Linked DNA regions of Homo sapiens: region 1 is linked to region 2. The links are chromatin loops, found by intact Hi-C in ENCODE. Cell type or tissue: ovary. All regions are shown on one strand. Each heading gives the region's core, and the rest is flanking DNA. Links, peaks and the distances in the headings are about the cores only. Region 1 has its middle 58 kb from the start of LINC02519. Region 2 holds the start of THBS2-AS1 (THBS2 antisense RNA 1).

The links. Peaks named below come from ENCODE experiments on the same cell type or tissue, not always from the same donor. Only the 100,000 strongest peaks of a DNase experiment are listed, where the experiment ranks them.
Region 1: it touches region 2 in a loop (2.5-fold over the local background); 2 of 110 quality-filtered maps call a loop at or near these places.

Annotation. Positions count from the first base shown.
Region 1 is chr6:169,438,818-169,454,073 of GRCh38, reverse strand. It overlaps a transcript of WDR27 not described here. Among named protein-coding and RNA genes, the nearest start is that of LINC02519, 58 kb to the right of the region's middle. RefSeq lists enhancers at 3,280-4,153, 4,154-5,028. In ovary, for the core only: no CTCF peak of the experiment used is centred there; no DNase peak of the experiment used is centred there; H3K27ac peaks cover 310 bases.
Region 2 is chr6:169,198,254-169,213,509 of GRCh38, reverse strand. It overlaps THBS2-AS1 (THBS2 antisense RNA 1), which reads right to left and starts at 298. Exons shown (of 3, transcript NR_134621.1): 1 at 1-298. RefSeq lists a silencer at 210-559. In ovary, for the core only: no CTCF peak of the experiment used is centred there; a DNase peak (open chromatin) is centred at 8,109.

The DNA.
Region 1 (15,256 bases), core at 4,243-12,242, 240 kb before region 2:
CAATTTCTTTTTTTCTGTATGTTCCCAACTTAATTTTATTTTTACTGTTATTGTAGCATTAACATACTCTCAGAACACACTGCAGCTGCCAACCCAAAAGAGATGGTTCATGAAAGTATTGTGCACCATGGAGAGCTAATCCAAATTTTATTTTTTTGTCTGAGATAGTTCTCCAGTGGACAGCTGACAGTTAATGTTGGTGATCTGCTTTGTGTTTAGGTTATAAGTCCCTTGGGGTGTGAAATTACCTTAAGCTATGAAATTATCTTACATTTAATGAGCCCAAATTCTTACTAATCTGTATCATATTCAGTAACGTATTTGGACTTTTCAACAGAGAATTTAAGAAATGATACAATTTAATGCCTATTTTTGTCACATAAGAGGCCAAAGATTCCAGATGGTTAACATTTTAATTGAAGTTAACATGGAAGATAAATGAAACAAGCTTGACTGGTCAGTAGAAATTAGGTTCTCTGCAATTTTGAAGGTGAAGAGAAAATTGAACTGTCACTAACATGAGGACTTCAAAAGGAATAGTGGGACAACCCAGGAGAGAAAGCGTGGGACTCCCAGAGATGGAGGCTGAGGCAATGTGTCCCAGCATGTGAGCGGCAGGCTTGGATGTGGATTCCCTCCATGTAGCAACAGCACGAACCAGCCCTAGACTTACTCTTTTTTTTTTCCCAACGGATGACCTGGACATTCTGAAGTTGCATTAATAGCAAGTTTATATTCCTAATATAAATACATCTCCTCTGAGTCTTGGAAAATGGGATCAACTTAATTGTCTCCACATGTATGCTCTGGGGAGCCTGGTCCTCACTGAACCCCAGTTACAAAACCTACAGCAAATTTTTGTCCAGATCACTGTCCATCCAGCTTGCCGTGTTCTGGAGGAAGATGTTTTGTTTTATAGTTTGTGCTATAGTCATGAGAACAAGCAGCTTGTGTTCTATATCTTCTTACTTTTTGAAGCAAGTGTGCTGGGTACTGTTCACGCTGATCAGCCCTAGGCCTGGGGGCCGTGCCCTTGCAGCCACTCTGAAGCCAGTGCCCAGCCTTGTGCCTGGGAGACCAGGGAGGCTGGGGAGGGAGGCCGGGGAAGCTGACTGCACGGCAGCTGAGGTCACAGCTGCTTGTGGAGAGAAGCTTCAAGTTGACATCACTGTGAGCTAAAACCGTGGCTACCCTCCGGATAACAAAGCAAGCTATTGGCAGGAAGAAAGGGAAAATTACGAAAATTAAACAAGGCAAGCATTAATGCCATATTGCCTTTTCTCTCTGAAATGCAAGATTTGGCAAAGCCAATTTCCACATTTGGCCGTGGCCTCTCAGGCTTCTGTGCCATCCCCGTGGAACGTGGTGCTGATCCTGGGTCTCCCCTCTCCAGCCCTGGCTTTGTCCACTTTGCCCCTCCTGGGCTCCGCCTTGCCCTCCTCCTGCGGCTGCCATGCCCGTCCTGAACTCAGCTCCTCTCTGACCCCACGCACGGCTCCTCTCTGACCCCACGCACGGCTCCTCTCTGACCCCACGCACGGCTCCTCTCTGACCCCACGCACGGCTCCTCTCTGACCCCACGTCCGGGGCTGCGTCCCGCCTCGGCTGCTCTCACTGCAGCCGTTTCTTCACAGGGTGATCCTCACAGAAACACTCAAAGCCTTCTGTTACGTACAAAGGACCGCGTGTCAGTAATCTACAGCCATTTACCAGTTACCAAGAAAACACGGACGTTTCCACTAAAAATCGCAAACGTTTCTTTCAAGCAAGGAGCGCCCTGCGCCAGAGGCTGTGGGAGGAGTGAGGAGTCTGGGTTCGTTCCAGCCGCAGTGAGTAAGGCGTGGGTGACTCCGAGCATTGCAGAGGCATGAGGAAACGAAAACAAAACCTGCCGAAGTGGGGCCTTACTGACTTATCTTCCACTGTGAAATAAATAAAATAATGTTTTTCTTTCAAAGATGTGGAACAAATCCATGCAGTTTGCTGTGGTTGTTTTAAAACAAACTAGAATTTTAAAAACATTTTGGAATAGCTAAGTTGACCATCTTGTCTCCATAAATGGAGAAAAATATTTTGCTCTTCAAAAGACAGCATTAGGAAACAATAAGTAGACCACAGAATGGGAGAAAATATTTACAATATTATATCAGCCAAAAGACGTGTGTTAAGATAATATTTAAAAAAACACAGTTTATAATAAAAAGCAATAAAAAATGAGCAAAATATTTGACTAGGCACTTTAAGAAAGAAGACACATATATGACAATATGAAAGAAAAAATTTCTCAGTATTATTCCTCATTAGGAAAATGCAAATTAAAACCAAAACGAGATGTCTCTACACATTCACTAGAACAATATCAATAACTTAAACATATTGACAATACCAAACGTTGACAAGGATGTGGTTCAGTGGAAACTTTTAAATTCTGCTGACAGAGTGTAAAACGGTATAGTTTGGAAATATGTTCGGGAGTTTCTGAAAAAGTTAAACATACATTTACTCATGTCTAAGCAATTCAACTTCTAGGTACTTATCTATGAGAAATGAATATACATGTCCACAAACACCTTTGTAAACCAAAAAGTATCTGAGACAAGTCTCAATAAATTTAGAAAGTTATTTTGCCAAGGTTGAGGACGTGCCGTGACACAGCCTCAGGAGGTCCTGGTGATGGTGGTCGGGGAACAGCTTGGTTTTATACATTTTAGGGAGACATGAGACATCAATCATTATATGTATGATGTACATTGGTTCTATCTGGAAAGACAGGACAAGTCAAAGCGCGCAGGGGGCTTCCAGGTTGTAGGTAGATAAGAGACAAATGGCTGCATTCTTTTAAGTTTCTGATTAGCCTTTCACCGAATGCACAATTTACTGGAATAGTTACGTATGCCTTAGTCTGGCTGGGTGAAACAACAGGGCGGAGGAAGCATTCCGATCTGTGTTTGTCTCATGTGAGCGGAGGGATGATTGAGTTCTGTCTGTCCTTGTTCCACAAGGAAGTTCCTTGTGAGCAAATTGTGAGGGAGGAACAGCGTTTTTATCTTTGTAGCTATCTTATTTAGGAATAGGATGGGAGGCAGCTCCCAGCTTGACTTTCCCCTTTGTTTAGTGATTGATTTATTTTCCTTTCATACCTAATATGAGACTGTTCATAGGAGCTTCATTCACAGCAGGCGGAAGCACTCATCTGGTGTCTATCCAGTGTGGATAGATGGTGGTGTTCCATGCAGTAGAATTTTCCTCAGCAACACCAAGGAGCAAACCGCTGATCCTAGCAGAGACACGCTGGATCTCGGGACCGCTACGCTGAGTGGAAGACACCAGATGGAAAAGGGTGCCTGCTCTGTGACCCAGATTCTATGAAGTCTCTAGACTCACTCAAACCACCTCTGACTAAAGAAGCCAGACCCAGTGTACTCTGGGGCCTGCCTGGATGGGGCAGAGACGTTCTGTGGGGTGATGGGTGAGCTCTGTCATCCTGGGGGGCTCCCTGAGCACGTGCCATGTATGTGAATGATATCTCAATACATTTCCCTTAAACGGGAGAGGCACACCCTGTCTGCACATTTCCAGCAGTGGTGGTTGGGTGAGGGCCGTGACAGGCAGCTCAGCTGTAGAACTGTGGCCTCGCTCCTGTGCAATTCCGTTCATTTACTCATTCAACAGTATCTTTAGAGCAGCCACTGAGTTCCAGGCTCCGTCTGGCACTTGGGAAGCAGCAGTGAACAAAGGAATGAAACCCGGAGCTGGCATTCCCGCGAGTCTGCAGAGGCAGCTTCCTCCAGGGCTCCCTGCTGCCTGGGGCTGCAGCCTCCTCTCTCCAGGGGATTTGGCACCACCAAAGCTCCCCGCTGGCAGCTGTCGGACTCCTTCATGCAGAGCAGAGCGGTGCCCATGACGCTGTTGCTCCCCAGTCTTCGTAATGATGATGTAGTTTCCTTAAAGTCCTAGACTCAAAAGTGGGAAAGGGTCAGAGGCCATATCTCTAATTTCATTGGTATAATTGCAAAAGAATAGATTTTGGTGAGTGTGACTTCTGGAAGAAAGGTAATAAATTAAAATATACAAAGAAAATTTTAAAATATTGAGTAATTATTCACCCCAAATAGTCAAGCACCATATTAAGCTTCTTAAATTATGGTGCTGGCTTCTTTCTCGCTCTGTTGCTCAAATATTGTGGTAGTTTAGTGTGCATGGGCTCTCCCTTCTGTATTTCTCGTCAGAAGGCCTAGTTAGTTTCCACGATGGTTATGGACATACGCTTTGGTGTGACTGTGTTCCCTGCATTCGGAAATGCCTTCCTAGGTCGGGATGCTCACCTTCCACCACATGCTCCCCAGGACCTTGCTCCTCCTGCCGGATTTGAAAACTGGTCCGCATCCCTCTCCTATCCTTCTTTCTCATAGCTTCTGCCTTTGACACTAAGAGGGTGGCCAAATGACCTCCAGGCAAGAGATGGTGGGGCTGGGGCAGGCAGGGGAAAGGACTGCAGTCCCGGTGCCCACACGGCTGCTCAGGCAGGCCCCAGGATGAGCCTGCAGAGTCAGCATGCTAAGGCCCTCTGCTTGCCTAGGGTCGACGTGTTCCCCTTCCCACGTTGGAGGCATGTGATCCTGTCTGCTGCACTATGTGAAAGAAAACACCACTCGTTGCACAATTTTCCTTTGTCTCCATAGATTCAAACTTTGTGAGATATCTCAGGAATTCCCCTGGAGTTTGTACAAAATCTTTGCATATATTATCATTTACCTTAGGTGAAAACATTTGAAATCAACTATTTCAAGGACTGGGAATAGAGGAGAGAGGTGAATGAGTGGCTCTTACTCATTGGAAAGTTAATGCCATTCAGAATGTAGTAATCCATTTAGAGGGCATAAATCTGAATACGTGCTCTGTAGGCTACATTCTATATGGCAGAGTTTTCATCCCAGACATCCATTGCTCATATTGCCAAAAAACCATGACTGGAGAGAAACTGTCAGCCTTTGAAACAATACACGTCGTAGGCAAGTTTTTTGACTAAACGTAGAAAATATGACCTATGTTTTAGTTCTTATATGCCAGCTAGTGATAATTTTTGGTGTGGGCTGTGATATGATAAGGAAACAGAAAGGGTGGAAGAGATTTTGGAGGGGGAGTTAGAGGCTGCATGCACTCTTGCCGTGATAATGTTGGTGGCTTTGCACAAGGGTGGGCCGGGCTCTGCTCTGGACATGGGTTAGAGCCCTGCAGGTGTCTCCTCACTGTGGGACAAGTGCCCACCTGGATCGGTTCTGCTTATGGCAGAGGACAAAAGTGCAGGATGCCAGCAAACTGCAAGCCCATCTGTAGGCTCTCCCAGTGTCTGCTGTAGTCCAGAGTAGGCCACACGGCCACGTGCAGGTCGGTGAATGGGATGAAGGGGAATGTTCACCTCTTCTCACCAGGGGCACAGCCAAGTCACTCGGCAAAGGGCTCAGGACACAGGTGCAAGGAAGTGTATATTAGGAGCAGCAGTGCAGCCGCCACCGGCTTCCGACAGCTATTTCGGGCTTCTGTGTATTGTGGCACTCAGCTGAGTACAGGTGTGTGCCTTGCACATCATACTCCTTCTCTTTATGCACCTCAACTGTATCTGCACAATAGTAAAAAAATATATATATATACATACACACACACACACACACACACACACATAGAGACAGAGACAGAGGGAGAGAGAGAGAGAGAGAGAAAATCAACAACAGCAAAAACAGCACAGCAACCATACTCCCTGTCCCAAATGGTGGTGATAAGAAAAAAGGAAAAAAATGGCCTAAACGCTACTATGAATGATAAAAGAAATGATCCCACCAATTGCCCGATAGAAAACACATGTAAAATATGGCCAGGCACGGTGGCTCACGCCTGTAATCTCAGCACTTCGGGAGGCTGAGGCAGGCAGATCACCTGAGGTCAGGAGTTTGAAAACATACATGTAAAATATTAGTATATTATAAAATCTTATGCACTTCAACATTATTAATAGTATAACAAAATAGCATTCTTGTATTGAGAGATGTTTGACCTAGGGAAATATTCAAGAGTAGATTTAGTATAAATTCTAAAGTACTAATAGAGTTTTAGTTAGGAACCCCTTACTGTTGTATCATTTTTGGTGAGGGAAGTAAGTATAAAATCCAACTCATTGACTTCCCAACTCTGACCCAGAAATTGATTTAAAAAGTTTTTATTGCAGATGAATTATTCTGTATATAGACATTAGTGATTGTTAATAGCCCCAGTTAGAATCCCTGAAGAGACATTCTTGGAAGAAAATAATTTGTCCTGAAGGAAGTACCAAAACAAACAAGTAAATATCCAAAGTAGTACTTGAATACTTGAGACAAATGAGATTGATGGAAACCCCACCTGTGTCGGTCCACCCACCCTGTGGATGAAGTCAGAGGAGGTGTGATGGCCTCCACTTGAGAGTTTGTTCTGAAAATCCCTAGACTCCAATATTGCACAGTAGTAATCACAGAGTCTCCTTATGTAAAAACAAAACAACACAGAATTACTTGTAAATTGGACTTCCATGCTCAATGATGGGTTGTTGAAATCCAAGTCGTTATTGCTTTGTCCAGTTTTAGCTTCAAGAGAAGAAATGGAATCTGAAGACCACCCAGAGATTTCCCACTAAAATGCCTGATGACCCCAGGAAGTTTTATCAAACATTTAAAAAAATTGAAGAAAAACTTTTTATAAAAGATTTGTTGAGGATAGTATTTTCTTCAAAAACTGGCTTTCTTCCCTGACATATTTAAATTGCGTATAATTGAAATATACTAACATAAAAACACAGCTCATAAGTGTGAAGCAAAAATTCAACTTTGGAAAAATGTTGTTAAATTTGGTTTTCCAGTCATGTGTAGTTAGTGCTATAATATGAATCCTAAAGAAAAAAATTAGTACAGAAATACCTGCATCTTCTTATGGAAAAATTTTATTGTGACTTTGAAATACTTGATTTTTAAAAGTGCCATTAGATTGGAAATCTTTTTGCATTATCATAAGAAATTTCAACTACGTTTTTCAATGAGAGAAAATAAAAAAAGATGTATAGAATGATCACATGCTTCTCAGCCCATTTTAGAAAGACCAACTTTTCCAATTTTTGTGTAATGGCCAGACAGGACATTCAGTCAACCAGGAGAAGTGGCCGCTTTTAATCACTTAAGCGTGAGAGCAGGACTGTTGTCTCTCAATACAAGAATGCTATTTTGTTGTACTATTAATAATGTTAATAACCAAGTGGTTATCACAGTGACTCCTTAAATTCTGAGTCAGGAAATTCTTGTAGCCAATTTACTCATAAAGCTTGGTGTAAAAGAGTTATGTTTGTAAGAACAAGCTAAAATTTTCATTTAAAGTTTGAGTAGACCTTTGCTGGAAGTATTGTTCAAACTCAACCTTTTAAGATCTTTCCTCCTGCTTTGTGTTTTACTTTTCTTTCACGATTACATAACATAAAAAAGGCATTTTCTCCCTCCTGCCCCCTGCAGATGCTCCCAAATCCTGTGGTTTGCCCCGGTGTGCCACAGACTTTTCTGTTTCTGTGTGTGCCATGGTAAGGAAATGTTAAGAAGTCCTGGACCACACCACAGAAGCCAGACCTCGCCTTGTGCCCGGCCCCTGCCCACCTTCCCTGCACCCTGGTCCCGCCTTGTGCCCGGCCCCTGCCCACCTTCCCTGCACCCTGGTCCTGCCGTGGGCTTCCAGAGTCCTTTAACTCAGGACTGGCTTCCCAGAAGTCCCCCCACCCTGCCTCTGACCTGGGTGCTCAGGTGCCCATCACATGCCACCCTCAACAGGCTCTCTGAAGACAAGCCTGTGGGTCATGATTTCCCGCTCCCCCAGCTCGTGCTGCACGGCAGCTCAGCAGCAGGTCTGCTCCTCTGTGCTGAACTGAAGGGAGCCGAGTGCTCGCCCTCCGTCCGGGCCGGAGCTCAGATCGTCCTGCCTCACGTACAAGAAGTAACCAGTTCTTTGGCCTTCAGACTCCCTGTTTCACTGGGTAAGTGACAGAGCCCTTTCATTAAGTGCCACACCTCATTGTGGAGCCTGTGTAAACACAAATCACAGGCTGGGGCAGCCAGCTCTGTTGCAGAGGGAGGGGGGCCTGCAGGGGCCTGCCTCCCCCCACCCCACCCAGCCCAGCCTGCAAAGACTCAGTCAGGGCTCGGGGGTCCAGGCGTCACCGGCTATTGCCGGATTCCTTGAGAAGCTTCGAGAGCTGGGAGCACCGCCTCGGTCTGCAGCTGCAGGCAGGGATGTGCTGCCAGACCTCCGCTGTGATGGGAGGGACTGCAGAGCGCAGGTGCAGTGCTGGCGGCTGAAGCAGGGCGGGCCCAGAGGAGCTCTCAGGTGCATTTCATAGTTCCTTTCATCCCTGGACTTTCAGAAGGGACTGACAGGAAAGCTCCATGGCAATAACTAATCTTGTTTTTAGATTTTCGTTTGTAATAATAGCTAATGTTCACAGAATGCTTGCTGGGTGACGGCCACTATCTACACATTAACTCATTCAGTTCTCCCAACACCACCATAATGTAGGACCTACAATTAATTCTGTTTTACAGCTGGGGAAACAGGGGCAGAGGGTGGCATTTACAGCCTGGTTGCTAGTGGTGGAAGTGGGAATTACACCGGAGACCCTACACCTTCGCGGTCCAGGCTCATGATCATGACCTGCGGTGGAGACCCCAGGAAGTCTCCTCTGTGTATTTATTAGGGATTTTCCAGCAGCACAGAGGACTCCCCGTAGTCTCAGTGAAAGTAGGCAGGGCTCTAAATTTATTCAGGATCAACACAAAACCAGCAAATTAGAAGACTTAAGAACTAGAACCCAAGCCATCATCTGCACGTGTGACAATTCTTATGATAGCATCACGCTTTTGCTTTTCCTACAGTGAGTTTGGTATTTTTACTTAGCTCAGTGGGCTGGGACCACGGCAAGCCAGCCATCGTTATTGTTTGTATTTGAAGTTGATAAGGACTGGACACACGAATCCCATCCTGTGTGCCAGACACTCTTCTAAGCTCTTTACCTGTTTGAACACACTTGATCCTCACCCTGAGCTTACAGGTAAGGGATAGTATTGTCCTCATTCTGCAGAGGAGGACACAAGAGAACATGCTTGATTCCTGCATGCACAGAGGGCTGTGCAGCCTCTGGCAAAAGGGCAGCCCAGGATTGGGCTACTTGACATAAGAACAGTGACACTGTTTGCCTCAGACCCTGGGAATGACAGAGGCCCCTGTATATACACTTTCTTCACTTGGATTTACTTGGATTTTGCCTCTAGCAGGATCTGGTTGTTTCTGAAGCTGCAAAATCTAAACCGTTGCAAAACAACAAAAGACGAAAAAAAAAAAAACAAAAAAACAGTCCACCATCTCTTGAGGACTGGCTCATAAGTCAACCTCTAAAGTGAAGGCACCAATCACTGGCTTGGGTCTCTGGAGATGTTGCTTGTAAAGGAGGCAGCGGTGGTTGGCCTCAGACGTGTGGCCCCTGCCGGCTCTGGCCAGCCCTGGTGGAGCTGGGACAGCAGGGACTCTCAGAAATGCTTCTTGAGTTGCATCAAAGGATCCCAAAGAGACCCATCTCACAGTTGAGTGCTGCTGAAATCATCCGACACGGGGCTGTATGATGAATGCCCTTGGCAGCAGACACAGGCTAATGAGGGACAAACACACTGCACAGTCTAGAGCCAAACACATTCTTTTTAGAGGAGACCATCATTTGATGATGCATATATAGGGCAGTTATTTGGCTCCTGGGAAGTAGAGGGTGGGCAGGTGATGGAGTGGGTAGCAGACTCACTACCAGGCCAGGAGCGCGTAAGTTTTTGCGGGAGTTAGATAAAGGATATGGGCAAATAGGGATCTGGCAGAGCACCTGTGCTTGTGGGGATGGAATCATGGCCATTTGCAAAGCCATCTGGACACGTGACTGGGAGTCTCATGCACTTCAGCCCCAGACCCTGGGAATAGAGCCAGCGTTGGCATCCAGCATCTGAGCACGTTGACTGCAACCTGCTCAGCTGAAGGAGGGGCTATGGCAAGGAGCTCATGTCTATGCCGCCATCTTCCTTTTATAAATAATGAAATCGACATCCCTACGTGCCTTGCTGGAGGTGGCAATGCCAGGTTGGAAACCCAGGCCTGAATGACTCTGTTTTGGACCTCTTGGGAGGCTTTGTGGACTCAAAGAAGGACAAGGTTCTTAGTATACATGAAGTCTTCTATTGGAGGCAGCTGCCCCTGCTATGAGGACCCAAGAGCTGCTAGGAACCACCTTCATGTGCATGTCCTTGGTGGCTGAGCGATGACATCAGGCCTGAGCTCCCTGCCTCTGAAGGGTCTGTCCTGAGTTCTGTGGCTCCTCCTCAGCCTATGTGTGTCATCCAGGTCCCTTGCAGGATTGCTGGCTTAGCTCTAGTATTTCCATTCTTACTGCTATGGACACGACCTCTGGCATGGACTTCCTGTTGGTCAGCAGGGCCAGAGCACCCAGCCTTCCAGACATCTCTAAATCTTTCCATCTTACAGTTATCCAAAAATAAAATGTACACACAGCACCACTAATGTGTACCCCAGGTGCAAATTTCCATATGTTACTGTAAAGTAGTATTTTAAAATAGATTAGAAAACATGCCTATCAAAGCGAATGGAACCATTCTCTTAAATATTAAGATGAATCATGGCTATCAAAGTTTGTGTTTCAAATGAATAACAGGAGAGTTAAACAATCTCTTAGTTCCAAGTACCCAGCCTGGGAGGCGAGGGTCCTGCTGAGCTTGGGTGACGGCACGTGTTGCTGTCCACGCATCCATTCTGTGGCTGACGTGGCAGGGGAGACCAGAGGACATGGAGGCCAGATCTGGCTTCAATCTGCATGAACCATTTAAACCTCATGAAAATATGTCCTGTGTTCCCAACCTCAGCCCACTTTCCTTGCATGTTTTGTGTCATAGGTCTTCACTCAGACATAGGTAATTCTTTCTTTAAATGCTCATCACATTGTCTTTTGGAATGTGGTCTCCTCTCATTGCCATTGGTAGTCTGTGACTGTTGGCTTTGCAGAATTGTATCAGTTATTAGAGTTTTTTGGTTGCAAGCCACAGAAAATAACTGTGGCATGCTTAATAGCATTGGGAATGTGTGGGGGTGGTGGTGGCCTGCAGAATCCCCAGGCAGCAGGAGGAGGTGTGGGCTCAGGTACAGGCTCAGTCGTCCTGCATCCGTCAGGACAGGACAACTCCAAGGCCAGGTGGCCAGATATGCTCTCCACTGAGCTTCCCACCTATTCTCACTCCAGACTCCAAGCTGTGGTCCCACTCGGTTATGTGCCCACTCCTGGGCCAGGGAAAGGCAGGAGACCACAGGGGACACAGCCAGAGCCACCACTACTACCTCATGAGAAGACAAATTCTTGAAGGGGAGTCAAGATATTTCTGGAAAAAAGAATGATTGTTTGTGGAGGGTGAAAACATGATACAATATTTTCCTAAAATTAGAAGATCTTAAGGAAATAAGGAGATAAAAATATAAAGTTTTACCTTTTACCTTTCACCTGTAAAAGAAAATACAAAACAAACATGAAAAGGGAGGTTCCATATCTCTCCTGATTCTAGATGCTGGGTGTCTATTTTATAAGAATTCTTTCAGACATAAAACATTAACAGGCATGTGTAAATATGGTTTATTGTTTCCAGTAATCTTGGCAGTTACTTGAGTCTAAATTATTTGCCTCAGGAGAGCATATTGTGAGGGCAATAAAGGGAGCCTTTTGAATTCTATTGATAAAGATGTGATTAACACCATTAAGAAGGGAGGAAAAGACTTTCAGTTCCAAACACAACACTGAGAAAACAGAGATGAGGATCCATTTAATTCTTGCTGTCTGAGTGTTTATAGCAGACGAACCTGGCCCATGGGGCAGGGCATGGCTGAACTTTTCAATTCTGGGATGACTTTTCTTATAATTGCCAATGGCCATCACAAGTCAGGGGAAATATTTTATTTTTTTGGCTGAATATCCCAGTTATGTATATAGATAAACATAAAAATAGAACCTATGTGATGGTTTTCCCAAAGCCGTCCTCTTTTTTAAAAACATTTTGCTTCTGAGGTGGCATATGAGTATTGTCAAAGTCAAATAAAAATATATACATGAATCTCTAAATAAAGTGTTTTATTTTAGAGAACAGACTTCAGCTTGAAGCATACACACAGACTAGGTGGTCTTCAGTATGTCCAAAGAAGAAAGAAGATTAAGGGTCTTCTTAGAAAGAAAAATGTTATGCATTGTTGTGAAAGAAAATTCATTGGCACTAGCAAGGTTTTAGGGAGCTGGCAAGCTCGGATTGGTGAGTGACAAGAGTGGGTAACACTAGTCTTGGAGTCACAGGAGTTTGTTTCAGCATCTCCTGCGTAAAAATGGCCTTAAGGTTGCAGCAAGTGACCTGGCAGCTGGCTGGTGAGATTGTCGCTGGGTAACTGACATGGCAGCTGGTTGATAGTGTCCCTGGGCAAGTGACTTGGCAGCTGGCTGGTGAGATTGTCCCTGGGCAAGTGACCTGTGCCTCGGTGCTTCCCACCTGCCGCTGGTCTGACTCTAATCTACTTAGGTGGACAAGTTAACTTCAGTTCACATCATTAATTCTCACATTTCCCCCTTTTGATCAAGATCTTTTTCTGAAAATGTTACTGATCAACTGTCTTGAAATTAGGTTTAATTGTCTTTTGGTGCTTAGTGGACCTGTCTTGGTGGTCTCTGGTCCCCCATCGGGGGAAGTAAGGTAGTCAACATCAGGGACCCAGACCGCATTTGAGTAACAAAGGTGCCAGAAAGAAAAACAGAATGAAACAACCAAAACCTTTCTTAGGGCAGGTTTGCCTGGAGTTTAGCATCAAGTTCTACCTTATTAGTCTCTTAGGCATTGTCAATAATCTCAAAGTATTTGGCTAACATCATCCTGTTGAGATAACTGATTTTTACAAAGATTAGACAAAACACAAGAACAGAGCTTAAATATCAAGAGCAAAATACAAGAAAAAAAAACCCAGCAACAATATAATAAATTTAATTTGTACAAAGGTTTTTAACCAAGAGCTCATGCCTAAGGGCAACCAACTCAGCAGATGAAAAAGCCATAGAGGAAGTGGGAAGACTTGTTGTAGCCATGGACTAGCATTTCATGATTAAGATGAATTAAAGCAGAGTGCCAGCTCTGTAGAAAGGACCATTAGTACAATTAGAACAAAAAGTTGTCTTGGGGGTATTGCCAAAATTACCCAACAGGTGGACTTAAGAATTGCTTAAGTCAGGTTTTGTTATGTTATTCATATCGGGTATGATTCTAAACTTTTAATTATGAGCTCATTGTAATTATTATTACAATAATAAATAGATTTTCACTTAAGTAATCTATTATTTAAGTGAAAAAGATAGGCATTAAGAGGGGCAACGGTCTTATTAGAACATGGAGTCTTGGTTTAGTGCTCTTGGGAAAAGTTGCCTACAGCATGAAGTTGGCAGTTTCACAGTTTGAATGTCTCCCATTATGTCACTGGGTGGTTTGGTGAACTCTGTGTAGCCCACACACTAGGCGTGAGGCTTGTCCCCTGAAATTTATTTAAACTAAAACTAAAAACTAAATTTAAACTGTAATTTGTTTATAGGGCGTTAGGAAATAACTATTTCTCTTCTTAGTAATTCTGTGAGAGAAAAATTGAATTACAGGAACTTAGGAGAGTTTAGTATCCTGTCCAGCCTACAGGTAGATAATAAAAACTCAAAAACAATGCATAGGGTTACAGTCTAAAAACAATATACTATAGACAGCCCAATTTTTACAAAAGATCATTAGAGTAACACTAATTTGTTTGTAACATAAATTCAGATTTATTAGATTTGGCCTGATTGTTTATATTAGTATAGCAAGCATAATGATTGAATCTCAGATTGGACCTTTGTTAAAAATATTTTGAAGCTAGGAAGCCAAATCAAGGCAGGCTTCAGATTTTATCTTCAGTATGTATGAGTATAAACAATGTAAAATATGATATATTAATTTTAAATGTGATATATTAAATAATTATATTACCAATATAATAATATTGGTAATATAACTACCAATATAATAATATTGGTAATATAACTACCAATATAATATTGGTAATATAATTAACGATTATAATTGCATCCTATTAAAAACCATACTGTCATAACATAAAAAACTCATGAATAGTTTTCAAGTTTTGAAGGGATCAAGTAGAAAAGTAAATGTTTTCACCTTTGTTTATTAAAGTGCACTTTACCAAATTGCTGTAAGCTATAGGCAGCTCAAGAAAGAAAGTTTTCTTAAATATGGAAAACAAAATATTTAAATGAATAACCAATAATGTTTCAAATAAAAGTCATAAAAATCATAATTTTTATCAGTTATTCAATCTCAGGCAATTAAATTTTGTTCTTCATTATCTTGGTTAGCAGTTTTATGAACCTGTTAGCATTTTAGAAATTTTTATTTAGTCCATTGATCTTAAAGTTACTAGACATCTGTACTGAGGAGTACTTGCTAGAATCTTTTTTATGAATCTTGTTGCAGATGCCACTAGATAAGAATCAGCACTGTAGATGACCAAAAAATTAGAACAGTCACAGTTATAATGTGATAAAAGTTCAGCAATTGATTAAGAAATTTAGTTATTTCTATTGTGTATGGCATTTTAAGATAACAACCAAAATCATTACTGATAGCATCACAGTAAGAACCATCAGACCTTTATAAATTTTATAAATGTTAAAGCATTCACATCAATAATGCATCCATCTAAATATAATTTTAGTAAGAGCTAGTGTCACTTTATTATTTGACAGTGCCTTTATACAACCCATCGAATAAGCATCATGGGAGATGCATCGTTTGATGTTTTTTTGGGGCCCAACTGAAAAATCCCAAAGTCAATTTAAGCTTAAAAGTACTTAAATTAGAATTTGATTTTGGGGAAGTTTGTTAAAGATGTTAAAAAAACTTAAAACATTTAATTAAAATATAATCAGATGTCATTGTGAGATAATTATTTAATCAGAGTGATTATTAAAAGACTTCAAAAGCAAATATAAAAAGTTACATAGTTCAGAGGGAAAAAACTTAGACCTGTACTAGAGATGACCTAGTTTTTCTAAGTAGTAAAAAACTAATAAAGACAGCACCAA
Region 2 (15,256 bases), core at 4,692-12,691:
GTGGGGTGAGCGCGGAGCCTCGGCTGTCCCTGCCTCGTGGCCCACCCAGGGCGCCCGCCGCCCCTGCAGCAGTAGCAGGACCTACTGCCAGCTTCTCAGTTCCTGTCTCGGCCTTTTTCAGGCCGTTGAAGACTTTTGCCACTTTTCTGACTTTTTTTTTTTTTTTTTTTTTACCACATAAGGGCTTTTTCAACCCCAAAGCACATCAAATGCAGGATGGGAAGTGATATTCGACTTTCCGGCCTCCAGCGCACACCCCTGACGCGCGCGGACTGCAGGGCTTGGGTCGGGGCGTCCCTGGGAAGCTCAGCCGGTTCAGCCCCGGCGAGCCCCGCCCGCGCGCGTCCCCGAGAGCCGGAGGCCCCGCCGAGCGCATGCCCAGCCCTCCCTGCGCGCCTGCGCCCTCCCTGCGCCCTCTCCTGGGCCCTGACTGTGCTTGAATGACAGCTTCACTGCAGGGTAACCCGGAACCTTCAAAAGGCCGATTCTGCAAACAAAATGGTGTAGAAAGAGGAAGAAAGCATTAGTGCAACAAAACTCGATTGCGCTTCGTTTTATGTACGATTTATTTACTTTTAAAATATTTTTTCTGTTTTTAGATTTATTTTTCTACTGAAAAATTGTTTAGTTATCTTGAGGTGGGACAGAATTCTTCATACGACTTTTCCCATTTAAAAATGTAATTATTTTTAAATATGGCTTTAGGAATAAATTACAGTTGTTAAAATGGAGATACATATTATTTATATTTATGTATTGATTATTGAATGGTATATACGCAAGCAACATACACGTGACTATACATATGCATCATGAATACACAAACCTCCCTTGTCTCAGGCCATACTTATTCTGGATTTTAAAGAAGTGGAAAAGTTGGCAAAGTGTCAGAGAACAAGATCAACACATGGAAATCAGTTGTGCGTCTGTATACCAGACAGAAACAATTTAAAACGGAAGTTAAAAGTACAATACCATTTGCAATAACATACAAAACAATAAAATACCTCGTAATAAATGTAACTTGGGAGGCAGAAGACTTGTACTATGAAAACAGAAAAACAATGCCAAAATAAATTAAAACCTATATAAATGGAAAGACACCCTCGTGTATAGTTTGGAAGATTTAATTCTAATTCATTATAATATCTGTAGTATTCTTGGGTTATATGTGATATTTTGATATCTGTTTAAAATGTGTAATGATAAAGTTAGGGTAATTGGGATACCCATGACCTCATACATTTTTATTCTCTGTATTGAGAACATTACAATTCTTCTAGCTATTTTGATATGTACAATAAACTATTAAGCATAATTTTCCTACTATACTGCATGTGATAGCTCATTCCTTCTGACTGTATTTTTGTACTCCTTAACCAGCTCCCCTTCATCTTCCTCTCCACCATTCCACCCCAGCATCTGGCATCCGCCATCCTGCTCTCAACATCCACAAGACCCACTGTTTTAGCTCCCACATATGAATGAGAACATGCAATATTTGTCTTTCTGTGTCATGCTTATTTTACATAACAGAATGATCTTCAGATCTATCCATCCTGCTGCAAATGACAGGATTTAATTCCTTTTTATGGCTGACTAGTATTCCATTGTGTGCATATACAATATTTTCTTTGTCCTTTCGCCTATTGATGAACACTTAGGTTGATTCGATGTCTTGGCTATTGTGAGTAGTGTTGTAATAAACATGAGAGGGCCGATGTCTCTTTGATATACTGATTTCCTTTCTGTCAGATGCATACCCAGCAGTAAGATTGCTGGACTATACCAAACGTAGTTCTAGTTTAGTTTTTTGAGGAACCCCCATACTGTTTTCCCTAGTGGGTGTACTACTTTACATCCCTACCAACAGTGTATGAGTGTTCCTTTTTTTCCACCTTCTCATCAGCATTTGCTATTTTTTGTCTTTGTGATAATTCTAAATGGGGTCAGATAATATCTTCTTGTGGTTTTGAATTGCATTTCTATAATGACTAGTGATGTTGAGCCTTTTTTCATGTACGTGTTGGCCATTTCTTTTGAGAAATGTCTATTAGGTCTTTTGCCCAGTTTTTAATTGGGTTGTTTGAGTTTCTTATATATTCTGATTACTAATCCCTTGTTGGATGGGTAGTTTGCAAATATTTTCTCCCATTCTGTGGGTTGTCTCTTCACTTCGTTGATTTTTTCCTTTGCTGTGTAGAAGCTTTCTGGCTTGATATAATACTATTTTTCTATTTTTGTTATAGTTGTCTGTAATGTTGAGGTCTTACCAAAAAATCTTTACCCAGATCAATGTCCTGGAATGTTTCTCCGTATTATTTTTTAGTAGTAGTTCTATCGTTTTGGGTCTTGCATTGAAGTCTTTAATCCATTTTGATTTGATGTATGTATATGGTAAAAGAGGGGGGTCTCGATTCATTTTTTTCTGCATGTCTAACTTTCCTGGCAGTATTTATCAAAGAGACTGTCCATTCCCCAATGTATGTTCTTGATGTCTTTGCCAAAAATGAGTTGGCTGTAAGTACGTGGATTTATTTCTGAATTCATCGTTTTATTCCATTGGTCCACATGTCTGTTTTAGTGTTGGTACTGTGCTGTTCTGGTTACTATACATTTGTAGCAAAATTTGAAATCAGGCAGTGTGATGTCTTCAGCTTTGTTCTTTTTTCTCAGGATGGCTTTAGCTATTTGGAGTCTTTTGTGGTTTCCTACGCTTGTAGGAATGCTTTTTTCTGTTTCTGTGAATAACATCATTGGTATTTTGCTAGAGATTACATTGAATCTATTGATCACTTTGGGTGATTTACAGTATTCATTCTTCTAATCCATGAGCATGGGATATCTTTCCATTTGTGTCTGTGTACCCTCTTCTTCTCTTTCATCAGTGTTTTATAGTTTTCCTTGTAGAGATCTTTTACTTCCTTGGTTAAACATATTCCTAGGTATGTTTTTTGTACCTACTGTAAATGAGATTGCTTTCTTGATTTCCTTTTTAGATTGATCTCTGTTAATGTATATAAATGCTACTGATTTTTATATGATCATTTTTTATTCTGAAACTTTATTAATTTATTGGTTCTGATTTGTGTGTGTGTGTGTGTGTGTGTGTGTGTGTGTGTGTGTAGTCTTTAGGTTTTTCTAACTATAAGATTGTGTCATCTGCAAACAAGGATAATGTGATGTCTTCCTTTTCCAATGTGGATACCCTTACTTTCTTTCTCTTGTCTAATTGCTCTGGCCAGGACTTTGAGTATTATATTGAATACAAGTGGTGAAAACAGACATCCTTGCCTTGTTCCAATCTTAGTGAAAAGCCTTTCCATTTTTCCTTGTTTAGTATGATATTAAATGTGGGTGTATCATATATGGACTTCCTTGTGTTGAAGTACATTCCTTCTATACCTTATTTATTGAGAGTTTTTTAAAAATCAGAATGGATGTTGAATTTTATTAAATACCTTTCAACATCTATTGAAATGATCATATGGTTTTTATCCTTAATTCTGTTGATTGCTATGTCATGCATATTGATTTGCACATGTTGAACCATCCTTACATCCCTGGAATGAATCCCACTTTATTACAGTGAATGATCTTTTTAATGTGTTGTTAAATTCAGTTTGCTAGTATTTTGTTGAGAATTTTTGCATCCATGTGTATTAGGGTTATTGGCCTATAGTTTGTGTGTGTGTGTGTGTGTGTCCTTGTCTGATTCTGGCATCAGGGTAACGCTGGCCTTATAGAATGAGTTTGAAAGCATTTCCTCCTCTTCAGTTTTTTGAAATAGTTTCAGTAGAATTGGTATTACTTCCTACTTAAGTGTTTGATGAATTGAGCAGTGAATCCATCAAGTCTTGAGGTTTTTTTTTTTGATGGGAGATTTTTCATTAGTGCTTTAATGTTGTTACTTATTATTGGTGATTTCTTCATGGTTCAATATTTGTGGGTTGTGTGTGTGCAGAAATTTATTCACTTCTTATCATTGTTTTCCAATTTGTTGGCATGTAGTTGTTTAGTTTCTAATTAGCTTTAGAATTTCTGTGGAATAAATTGTGATGTTTCCTTTTTTATCTCTGCTTTTATTTATTTGGGTTTTCTCTCTTTTTCACTGGGTCTGGCTAAGGGTGTTGATTTTGTATATCTTTTCAAAAAACTAACATTTTGTTTTGTTGATATTTTGTATTTTTTAGTTTCAATTTTATTTATTTCTTTTCTGTACTTCATTATATCTTTCTTTCTATTAATTTTGCTTTTGGTTTATTCTTACTTCTCTAGTTCCTGCAGTGCATTGTTAAGTTGTTTATTTTAAGTCTTTCTACTTTTCTGATATAGATATTTATTGCTATGAAGTTCCCTCTTAAAAGTATCCCATAGCTTTTGATGTGGTGTATTTCCATTTTTGTTTGTTTTAATAAATTTTGTAATTTCTTTCTTAATTTCTTTATTGATCCATTAGTCATTCATGAGCATGTTGTTTAATTTCCACATATTTGTACAGTTTTGAAAGTTCCTCTTATTATTGATTTCTAGCTTTATTCCTTGTGGTCAGAAAAGATACTTGATATGATTTCAATTGTTTTAAATTTCCTGAGACTTGTTTTATTGCCTAACATGTGGTCTATCCTGAAGAATGTTCCATATGCTGAGGAGAAGAATATAAGTTCTGCAGCAGTTGGATAAGATATTCTGTAATAGTCTGTTAGGTCCATTTGATCTAGAGTGTAATTTAACTCCAATGTTTCTTCGCTGGTTTTCTGCCTGGATGATTTGTCCCCTGTTGAAAGTGGGTGTTGAACTATCCTACTATTATTGTATTGCAATCTATGTCTCCCTTTAGTTCTATTGGTATTTGCTTTATATATTTGCACGCTGTGGTGTTGAGTGCTTATTTATTTCCTCTTGCTGAATTGATAAATTTCCTTTATCATAATTTTCTTTGTCTCTTTCTACAGTTTTTGACTTAAGATCTATTTTATCTGATATGAGTACAGTTACTCCTGCCCTTTTTTTGGCTTGCATTTGCATGAAATATCTTTTTTATTCTTTCACTCTCAGTCTATGTGTGACTTTATAGACATAATGAGTTTCTTGAAGGCAGCACATAGCTGATTTTTCTTTTGAAGAAAAGTCATTCAGCCACTCTATGTCTTTGAATTGAATAATTATTCCATTTACATTCAATGTTATTATTCATAGGTAAGGACTTTCAACTACCATTTTCTTACTTGTTTTCTAGTTGTTTTGTAACTCTTCTTTTCCTTTCTTCTTTTTTTTTCTGCCTTCCTTTGTGGTTAAGTGGTTTCTTCTGGTTGTATGTTTTAACTCATTGAATTTTATTTTTAGTGTACCTATTATAGACTTTGGCTTTGTGGTTACCATGATTCTTACAAAAAGCATTCTATAATTATAAGTAGTTATTTAAAATTGATACCAACTTAACTTTGATGACAAATGAAAAGAAAGAAATAACCAGGAAAACCTGTATGCATTAACTCCCTTCTCCCACTACATTTTAAATCTTGATGTCACAATTCATATTTTTAATATTGTCAATTTCTCAAATATTGTTGTATTCATTTTTACTTCAATTGCTTTTCCTTTTAGTCTTCTTAGTAAATACACAAATAGTTTACACACCATGATTACCATATTAGTGTAGCAATCACATTAGCATTATTTTCTTTCAGTTTTAAAAACCCTTTCTAGCATTTCCTGTAGAACATGTTTGGTAGCAATAAATTTTCTCAGCTTTTGTTTTTCTGGTCAAGTTTTTTTATCTCCCCTTCATTTTTAAAGAGCATATTTGCTGGGTGTAGTATTCCTGGTTGACAGTATTTTTTCTTCAGCACTCTGAATATATTGTCCCATTCCCTTCCTACCTGTGAAGTTTCTGCTGAAAAGTTTGCTGCTAGGCATATTGGATCTTCCTTATATGCCATTTCCTACACTTCTCTCACACTTCTGTCACTTTCAAGAGCTTATCTTTGTTTTTGACCTTGGAGTGTACTTGTAGCATGTTTTGGAGTATTTTTAATTTGGTGGAACCTGACTGGTGACTTTGACCTTCCTATACCTGGATATTCATATCTTTCTCCAGATTTTGAAAGTTTTCTATTATTATTAATAATTAATAATGATAATTATTATTTTAAGACAGGATCTCACTGTTGCCTAGGCTGGAGTACAGTGGAGAGATCCTGGCTTACTGCAGCCTTACTCTCCCAGGTTCAAGGGATCTTTCTACCTCAGCTTCCCGAATAGCTGGAAGTACAGGCATAAACCGTGATGCCTGGCTAATTTTTAAAAAAATTACTGGAGACACAAGAACTCACTTGTGTTGTCTAAGGTGGCCTCAAACTCCTGGGCTTAAGTGATTTTCCTGCCTCGGCCTTGCAAACTCTTGGGATTATAGGCATGAGTGACTGCACCCAGCCTTATGTTTTTGCATAAGGTTTCTACCCTTTTTTATTTTTCAGTTTTCTCTTTATCTTCAATAACCTGAATATTTGATTTTTGCATGTCATTCCATAGAACCTATAAAGCTTTCTTCATTCCATTTCACCTTTTCCTTCTCTTTTCTTTCCTTTTTTTCCCTCAAACTGTTATTCTTCAAGCTCACTGATTCTTTCTTCTCTTTGGTCAATTTCTGTTATTGATACTGTTTATTTCATTTCTCATATTATTCATTGTTATTTTCTGCACAGGATTTCTGTTTGATTTTTCCCAAAATTTATTTCAATCTCTCTGTTAAATTTCTCTGATAAATTTCTGAATTGATACTTTGTATTTTCTTGAAGTTCATCAAACTTTCTTAAAACTACTATTTTGACTTAATTGTCTGAGAGATTACATATCTCCATCATTTTAGGGTTGATCTCTGGCACCTTAATCTGTCAGTTTGGTGAAGTCACATTTTTTTGAATGTCCTTGATGCTTATGGATATGTGGTAATGTCAGCACATTGAAAGATTACGTATTTATTTTAGTCTTCACAGTCTGGCTTTGTTTGTGCCTGTCCTTCTTCTAAATAGAAAAAGTATATTCTAAGTAGATTGACTGTTGAGTTCCCTGAGCCTGTGACCACTGCAGCCATATTTGCACTAGAAGACACTCTAAGTCTAGGCTTGCTACAAGTCTTGTAAAGACTCTGAGGTTGACATGACTTTCCCCATGTCTTCCTTGGGGAAGACCCAGGGAATGTACTTGGGCTGTGTGGGAATGCTGGCCAGGAAGCTGAGTCCAGAAGGCTGTGTCAATGGCCCAGATGGATGTGCCACCCAACAGGTCTCTGCACAGTTGGGCTGGGTTCCCAAGTGCAGCAAGAGTGGCTGAAATTGAGACTGGGTCCCCTAGAAATCTGCTGTTGGAAGAAGGCTTATGGGTCTTTCACATTGGCTCAGGTGGGTATGTATCTCCCAAGCAGTTCTTGCACAGATAAAATCATTCCATAACTGCAGCAGAAGGGGCTGGAGCTGGGAATGGGCCCCTTTGGAATCTGTTGTGGCACAGAGGTTGGAGAGCCTGATCTTGGTTTAGAGTGATGCATGTTGCCTAGCAAGTTCCCGCATCAATGAGATGGCTCACCAACTATAGCAGGAGGGGCCAGAGCTGAGCCTGGGCCCCCTGAGGATCTGCCGTGGAATGCAGGCTGGAGAGCCTGGTGTCAGTGGCTCAGAGGGGTGCACATTTCCCTGCAGGTCTCAGTATAGATGGGCTAGTTCTCTGATTGTATCAGAAGGGGCCAAGCTGAGACTGGGTCCCCTGAGGATCTGCTGTGGCATGCGGGCTGGAGAGTCTGGTCTCATTGCCTCAGAAGGGTGCAAATCTCCCTGCAGGTCTCAGTATAGATGGGATAGTTCTCTGATTGTAGCAGAAGGGGTCAGAGCTGAGGCCAGGTCACCTAAGGATCTGCTGTGGGAGAGAGGTTGGCAATCCTATCAGGCAGTCTCAGACACCCGGGCTGCCACAGATGGGTGAATCTCTCTCTGGGTCCTTGTGCAAGCAGCTCTGAGCTGGCACCTCAGCTTGGGCGCACTGGGACTGAACTATAGGGAAACTGTCAGGTTCACCACTGAGACTGATGTTAGCAGGCAGATGAGCCCTTCTGCCAAGACCCTAGTGTGTGTGATTCCTTCCAGATCCCTTGGCAGGTGGTTTGGATTACAGCCTCAAGGCCAAAATGGGGCTGTAGCCAAACCCCTTGGAAGACTGAGTCATTTCTGGGTTTGAGCCTGGGAGCAAGTTCAGCAGACCAGCCACCCGAGAGTGGGTCTGAACTCTTAAAATGACCCTCCACAGTGTTGGGCTCCAAACTCCTACCTGAATCTTGAGGCTCCAGCAGAGACTTGATTGTGGATGCATGCAGAATTCTTATTGTGGGAGGATATGAGCTAGTTACCTTCTATTTTGCTTTATTGCTGACATCACCTACTTAATATTGTAAAGATGGTAATACTGCCCCACAGTAATCCACAGATTCAGTACAATTGCTTTCAAAATTCTGATGGTTGGGTGGTTTTTGGCAGTATTAGAAAAAATTATACTCAGATTCATATGTAATTACAATGTCTTCTAAAAATTCAAAACAAGATTGAAAAAGAAGAACAAAGTTGGAGGATTTACACTTCTTGATTTCAAAACTTACTACAAAGCTACCATAATCAAATAGTGTAGCATGGACATACAGATAAACACATAGACCAATGAAGCATAACTGAGAGTCCAGAAAGAAACACATATATGTATAGTGAATTGATTTCAATGGAGTCTTAAGACCATTGAATGAGGAAGGAGCAGGCTCTTCCACAGGTGGCCCTGGGACAACTGGATCTCTACATACAAAAGAAAGAAATGGTTCCTACCTCACATTCTATACACAAATCAACTTAGAAATGTATTGGTGACCTACTGTAAGGGCTAATACTATGAAACTCTTCGATAAAACATAGGGGTAAATTTTCGAGGCCTTAGATTCAGCAATGGATTCTTAGATATGCCACTGAAAGCATGAGCAATGACAAACAAAACTAGATAAATTGGTCTCTATTAAAATAAAATTAAAACCTTTTGTGTAATCTCATAAGTAAACTATTTACTTATGAAAGTAAAAAGATGTATGACTCAATGGGATGAATATTTGCAAATTATATATTTTATAAGTGTCTAGTGTCTCAACAACTAAAAGACAAAGAACTCAACTCAAAAATAGTCAGTGGATTTGAATAGACATTTCCCCAAAGAAGTTATACAAATGGCCAAAGATAACATGAAAAAACCCTCGACCTCATCAGTCATTAGGGAAATGAAAATGGAAACCACATTGGGGTGCCACCTGCCACTCACTGGAATGGTGATAATAATAATTAAAAAGGGAAGTATTAGTGAGAAATTGGAACCCCCATATATCACTGTTGGTAGGAATGTAAAATGGTGCAGCTGCCCTGGAAAACAGCTTCACATTTCCTCAAAACGTTAAGTGTGGAATTACCACATGATCCCAAAGTTTCACTCTTAGGGATATATAACCAAAATAACTGAAAACAGATCTACAAACATAGTTTCATACCTGAATGTCCATAGCAGCATTATTCACAGTAGCCCAAACATGTAAACAACCCAAATGTTCATCCATGGATAAATGGCTAAGCACAATGTGGCATGTACATACAGCAACATTTTGCTCATCTGTAAAAAGTAATTTAATACTGATACAGCTACAACATGGATAATCCCCTAAAACATTGTGCAAAGTGAAAGAAGCCAGACACAAAGGTCACAATAGATATAATTCTGTTTATATGAAATGTACAGAAAAAGTATATCCATAGAGACAGAATGCTGATTGGCATTTGCTGGGGCTGGGGGCAGGGGAAAATGAGGGTGACTGCTAATTGGGTACAAGATTTTCTTCTGGGGTGATGAATATGCTTGGTGATAGTTTAACAACATTGTGAATGTACTGTGCCATTGAATTGCATACTTTAAAATTGTTAATTTAACATTATGTGAATTTCACTTTAATAAGAAAAAAAGAGGCTGGTGTGGTGGCTCACGCCTGTAATCCCAGCACTTTGTGGAGCCAAGTTGGGTGGATCACCTGAGGTCAGGAGTTTGAGACCAGCCTGTCCAACATGGTGAAACACCATGTCTACTAAAAATACAAAAAAAATTAGCCGGGTCTGGTGGCAGACACCTGTAATCCCAGCTACTCAGGAGGCTGAGGCAGGATAATTGCTTGAACCCAGGAGGTGGAGGTTGCAGTGAGCCGAGATCACACCACTGCACTCCAGACTGGGCGACGGAGTGAGACTCCATCTCAAAAAAAAAAAAAAGAAAGAAAAAAATGGGAAGCAATCATAACTATAGTAAACACTCAGTAAATGAAATTGTCAGACTAATAAACTCACCTTAAGACATTTCTTTTTCTTTGAGCAAAGGCCTAAGCCTTTAGGCCTAAACATATATCATCTTATACATATAAAATTAACAGTTTCTGAGAACCTAGTGTACAGAACAGTGACTACATCTCAAACTAATGTATAATGTATTGAATACTTAAAATTTGCGGAGAGTAGATCTTGTATTCTCACCACATGCATGCACACGCACCCAGTAACTATGTAAGGTGATAAACACGTTAAGCAGCTGTACTGGGGTCAACATCTCACAGTGTATACGTATAGAACCATCACATTGTACACCTTGAATGCAAACAATGTTCATTTACCAATGGATATGGTTTGGATCTGTGTCCCCGCCCAAATCTCACGTCGAATTGTAATCCTCAGTGTTGGAGGTGGGGCCTGGTGAGAGGTGAATGGGTCATGGGGGTGGAGCTCTCATGAATGGGTTAGTGCCATCCCCTGGGTGCTGTTTTTGTGATAGTGAGTTCTCGTGAGATCTGGTTGTTTAAAAGTGTGTGATACCTCCCTTTCCCTCCTTCCTCCTGCTCCAGCCATGTACGATGCGCTGGCTTCCCCTTCGCCTTCTGTCGTAATTGTAAGTTTCCTGAGGCCTCCCCAGAAGTTGAGCAGCATCATGCTTCCTGCATAGCCTGCAGAACCGTGAGCCAATGCAACCTCTTCTTTATAAGCTACCCAGTCTCAAGCATTTCTTTATAGCAGTGTGAGATCAGCCTCAAACACCAAGTATCCCTCAATACAGCTGAGAAACCAAGGTAAGCATGTGGACCACGGCAGACCAGGCCATGAGAAGTCCCGAGTCTCCCTGCTCCCCCAGGTCCACCTGTTCTCACGCCTGCTGCTCTCCGGTGGTGATGCAGACGTGGAGGGAAGACTACACTCTGGAGTGGGGCGGCCACATGTGATGTCAGCTTCACCACGCCACCCACACTGTAACTTATGTTCACTGAGCCTCACTGCTCCCGTCTCTAAGATGGGAACACACTGTCTGCCTCCCTGAGTTTCCACGAGGCCAAATGAGGCTGTGTATTTAATGCACGCGTGTGCACAGCACAGAGTTTCCCACACGTGTGTGTTCTTTTCCCTCCACTCTGCTTTTGTGCACAGACAAGTTTCAAGAGGCAGAGGAGAAGCAGCCGCGGGAGGCCTGCGCTGGAGGCAGAGCAGTGCAGGTGGCTGCCTGAGTCTGCTGCCTCTGTTTGCGAAGGAAGCGCTAGAAAAGTAGCTAAGGAGAAAATTGTAGGCTGAGGATCTTCATTCTGAGCGATGTTGGGCCTCCTGTGGCCTCCCCTAAATTTTCCCAGGGCCCCTCTGCTAGGCCCTCTGCAGTTCCCATCGGGGGTCTGCACCGTGCGACTAAAGGTATGGACTCGTCACATTCTCACGGAGATTCTCCACCCGCTGCCAGGCTCCCGGGATGCTCCATACTGGATTATTCTATATACAGTGCCTTTTGTTTTTCTGGCTGGTGATTCCATTGCTTTCATTGTTTCTTGAAGGGGTCATGATCTTAAAATTTCTAAAAACTGTTGTATTGGACAGAATGTTTCTTGACATACCATAGCGCTTCGTGTGTGTATGTGTGTGTACGTATATTCAGTGACTGAAGGCTGTGTCCAGCCCTGAGTAGATGCTACATGCCCATTACATTTTTTAAATCATTCCTGTGTTCACTACCTATTTCTGGGTCTCACATGAGGAAGCTGGGGCTCAGAATCGTGGAGGCCCTGTCTGAGGTCCCTCAGCCCGTGCCCAGCTGTGGCAGCACAGGGATTCTGGACCTCACAGCCCACAGGGATTCTGGACCTTGCCGTGGGTGCTGTGTTGTGTGTCTCATCCAACAGCGCAGACCAGATGTGCTGAGGACGTTCTGCCGGAGAGCAAGCTCAGGAGCATCTGGAGTTTTCTTATGAGGAATTCCACCATCTTGCCAGTTTGGATTTTGGGAAGCCGCTCTTTCCTGCCAGAGTAATCATGCTTTCTTTTGATGAGGAATGAGGGTGGGAACTACCAAGCTGGCTTTTGGGATGGATGGTGTTGTTGGCCAGGGCTCCCGGGCTGTGTCCAGAGGGCTGTTTGATGGCTTCACCATCTGCCCGTCTCTTTCTTGGCCTCTCAGGAGCAGAGTGGGGCTTCGTGGCTTCACTGGAGGAGAATGTGCTTGCCCCAGCTGGAATCCTGGCATGTCTAAATGTTAGTGCATCTTATACCACCCAAAGCTTAGCTCAGTTCAATTGTTGCCTGGGTAGGTAATGATTACACATCCTCTGTGTACCTGGGGAGGCTGATGGCATGAGGGTAGGACTCCTGCCCGAGGTAGGGATGAGTAAATTCCAGGGTGTCCACTGCCTGGCTTTTGGGTGCCTCCAGGTTCTCACGTGTGGAGTGAGGATGCCCATTTCAGCACCTGACTGAGTGTTTTGATGCCAGAATGACGGGACATGGGTGAAGCTGTTTGCAGATTCCCTCACACATAATATGCAGTCAGTGAAATTTAATTATTATTTTTTATTTGCAGAGAAGTATGTTATTGACCTCACCTTTGAGGAAATGTGAAGCTTTTTGGGAGCGTGTATCGTGTTGAGGCTGGTGAGCACAGGGGGCCATGTCCCTCAGTCTGGCCCAGCCACTGACTGCTTGTGTGTCCCTGGGAAAGTCACTAGCTTCCCCTGGGCTTCAATTTCCTCATCTGTGATATAGCAGAAATAATATATTCCTCATGGGGCTATTGTAAGAATTAAATTAATTCAATAGAAGAAACAAAATGGCTAATTTGAGGTGTTTTGGAGTAGCTATTAGATGAATAATAAAATGGCTAGCGGGAGCTAGAGGGTGGGCAGAGGGGTTTGGGGGAGGGAGCTGTGCATAGAACCCCCCTTGGAGAGGGCGATGGAGAGTGGGGGCAGGAAAGCGCCCACCCAGGGAGAGTTGCATTGAAGACGCAAGGCAGGGTCCAGCTATGGGGAGTTGGAAAAATGCTTCCCAGAGGAATGGGAACTGACACAGAGTCACATGTGCCTGGAGCTTGGGCCCTACTCACGCTTGCCCCTAACCCAGTCCATCAACTGTGTATAGAGCCTGGGATCTCAGCCTGCAGGTAATGAGCAGGTGAAGATGCTTCCCTCAAAAGATGTGATGGCGCAGGAGGAAGAGATGGCTGCACTGACCGGGCTGTCTATGGGGACTTCTACCCCTGGTGTCCCCTCTCCAGCACTGGGAGGCAGGTCTGGTGCAGCCTGCACCAGGGTGATTCTAAGGGTGGAGATGAGCAGTATTTACCAGACCCCCCAGATGGCCCCAAGGGGAGCAGAGGCCACAAGCTTGGCCTCGTGGCTTTGCAATTGCATAGGGTCAGCACACTCACAGGGAATGCAGAAAGGATCTGTGGGATCTTGAAGGGGTAAACTGTCTCCTTGAGACATGTCGCAGCCCAACATCTGCACCCCTGAGGCTGAGAGGAAAAGAGCAGAGGACACATGTTCCTGACGTGGCATGAAAGCAAAGGTCTTGGTTGTAATTCTGGAACACAAGCGTCTCCAAGGAATACTCAGGAATATTCACCTGCCCTAAAGCATTTCCCTCAAAGAGAGGGAGCAGACGTTCAAAGGTGATTGACCGTTCATCGACAGAACTTTCTGTCCTTACATGCTTTCAACATGTGATTTACCTCAGCATCAACAAAGCTACAAGCAGAGAAAAGGCACATTGATTCTGCCCCAAATCAAAAGATGTCAAAAGCAGAATACGTGGTCATTTTCATCTTGACCATCACATTTCGTGTTTCTGTGTGTGTGTACACAAGTACTTGTGAAGGTTAATGTAAACCTGCTTATGAGGAAAATTGTAGACTCAGATTACAAGCATCTTTGCACATCACATGTACTCCAGAAATACGTACAATCATTGATCACCAATAAAAAAAAATTTAAGCCAGGCATGGCGGTTCACATGGTGGCACTTTGGGAGGCCAAGGCAGGAGGACTGCTTGAGCCAGCAGTTATAGACAAGGCTGGGCAACATAGTGAGACCCTGTCTCTACACAAAATTTAAAAAATAATTAGCCAGGCATGGTGGTGAGCACCTGTAGTCCCAGCTACTTGAGAGGCTGAAGCAGGAGGATTGCTTGTGCCTGAGAGGTCAAAGCTTCAGCGAGCCATGATTGCACCAATGCTTTCCAGCCTGTGTGACAGAGAGAGACTCTATTTCATAAAAACAAAATTAAAAAAAAAATTTGTATAGAATTTCTAAAATAATTAAAAGTAAGCAAGAAGAGTCAGGAGCAAAGATCACCAGATGCTCAGTTTTCTTGTGAAACAACTTTGCATAGACGACGTATATCAGTTGTAGGCTGCTTATTCACAAGTGGAACTCACAAATAGCCTTTTATACTGTAGCCTCTTTATTGTTTGTTTTTTAACTTTTATTTTAGGTTCAGGGATTCAAGTGCAGATTCATATAGGTTAATTGTATGTCACATGGGTTTGATGTACTGATTACTTAGTCACCCAGGTAATGGGCACAGCACCTGATACGTAGTTTTTTGATTCTCACCCTCCTCTCACGCTCCCCTTCAAGTAGGCCTCAGTGTGTGTTGTTCACCTCTATGTGTCCATGTGTTCTCATTATTTAGCTCCCACTTATAAGTGAGAACCTGTGGTATTTGGTTTTCTGTTCCTGTGTTAGTTTGCTAAGGACAGTGGCCTCCAGCTCCATCACGCTGCTGCAGAAGAAATGCCCTTGTACTTCACTATGGCTGTGTAGTATTCCGTGGTGTGTGTTCACCACATTTTCTTTAGCGTCGTATTCCATGGTGTGTGTGCACCACATTTTCT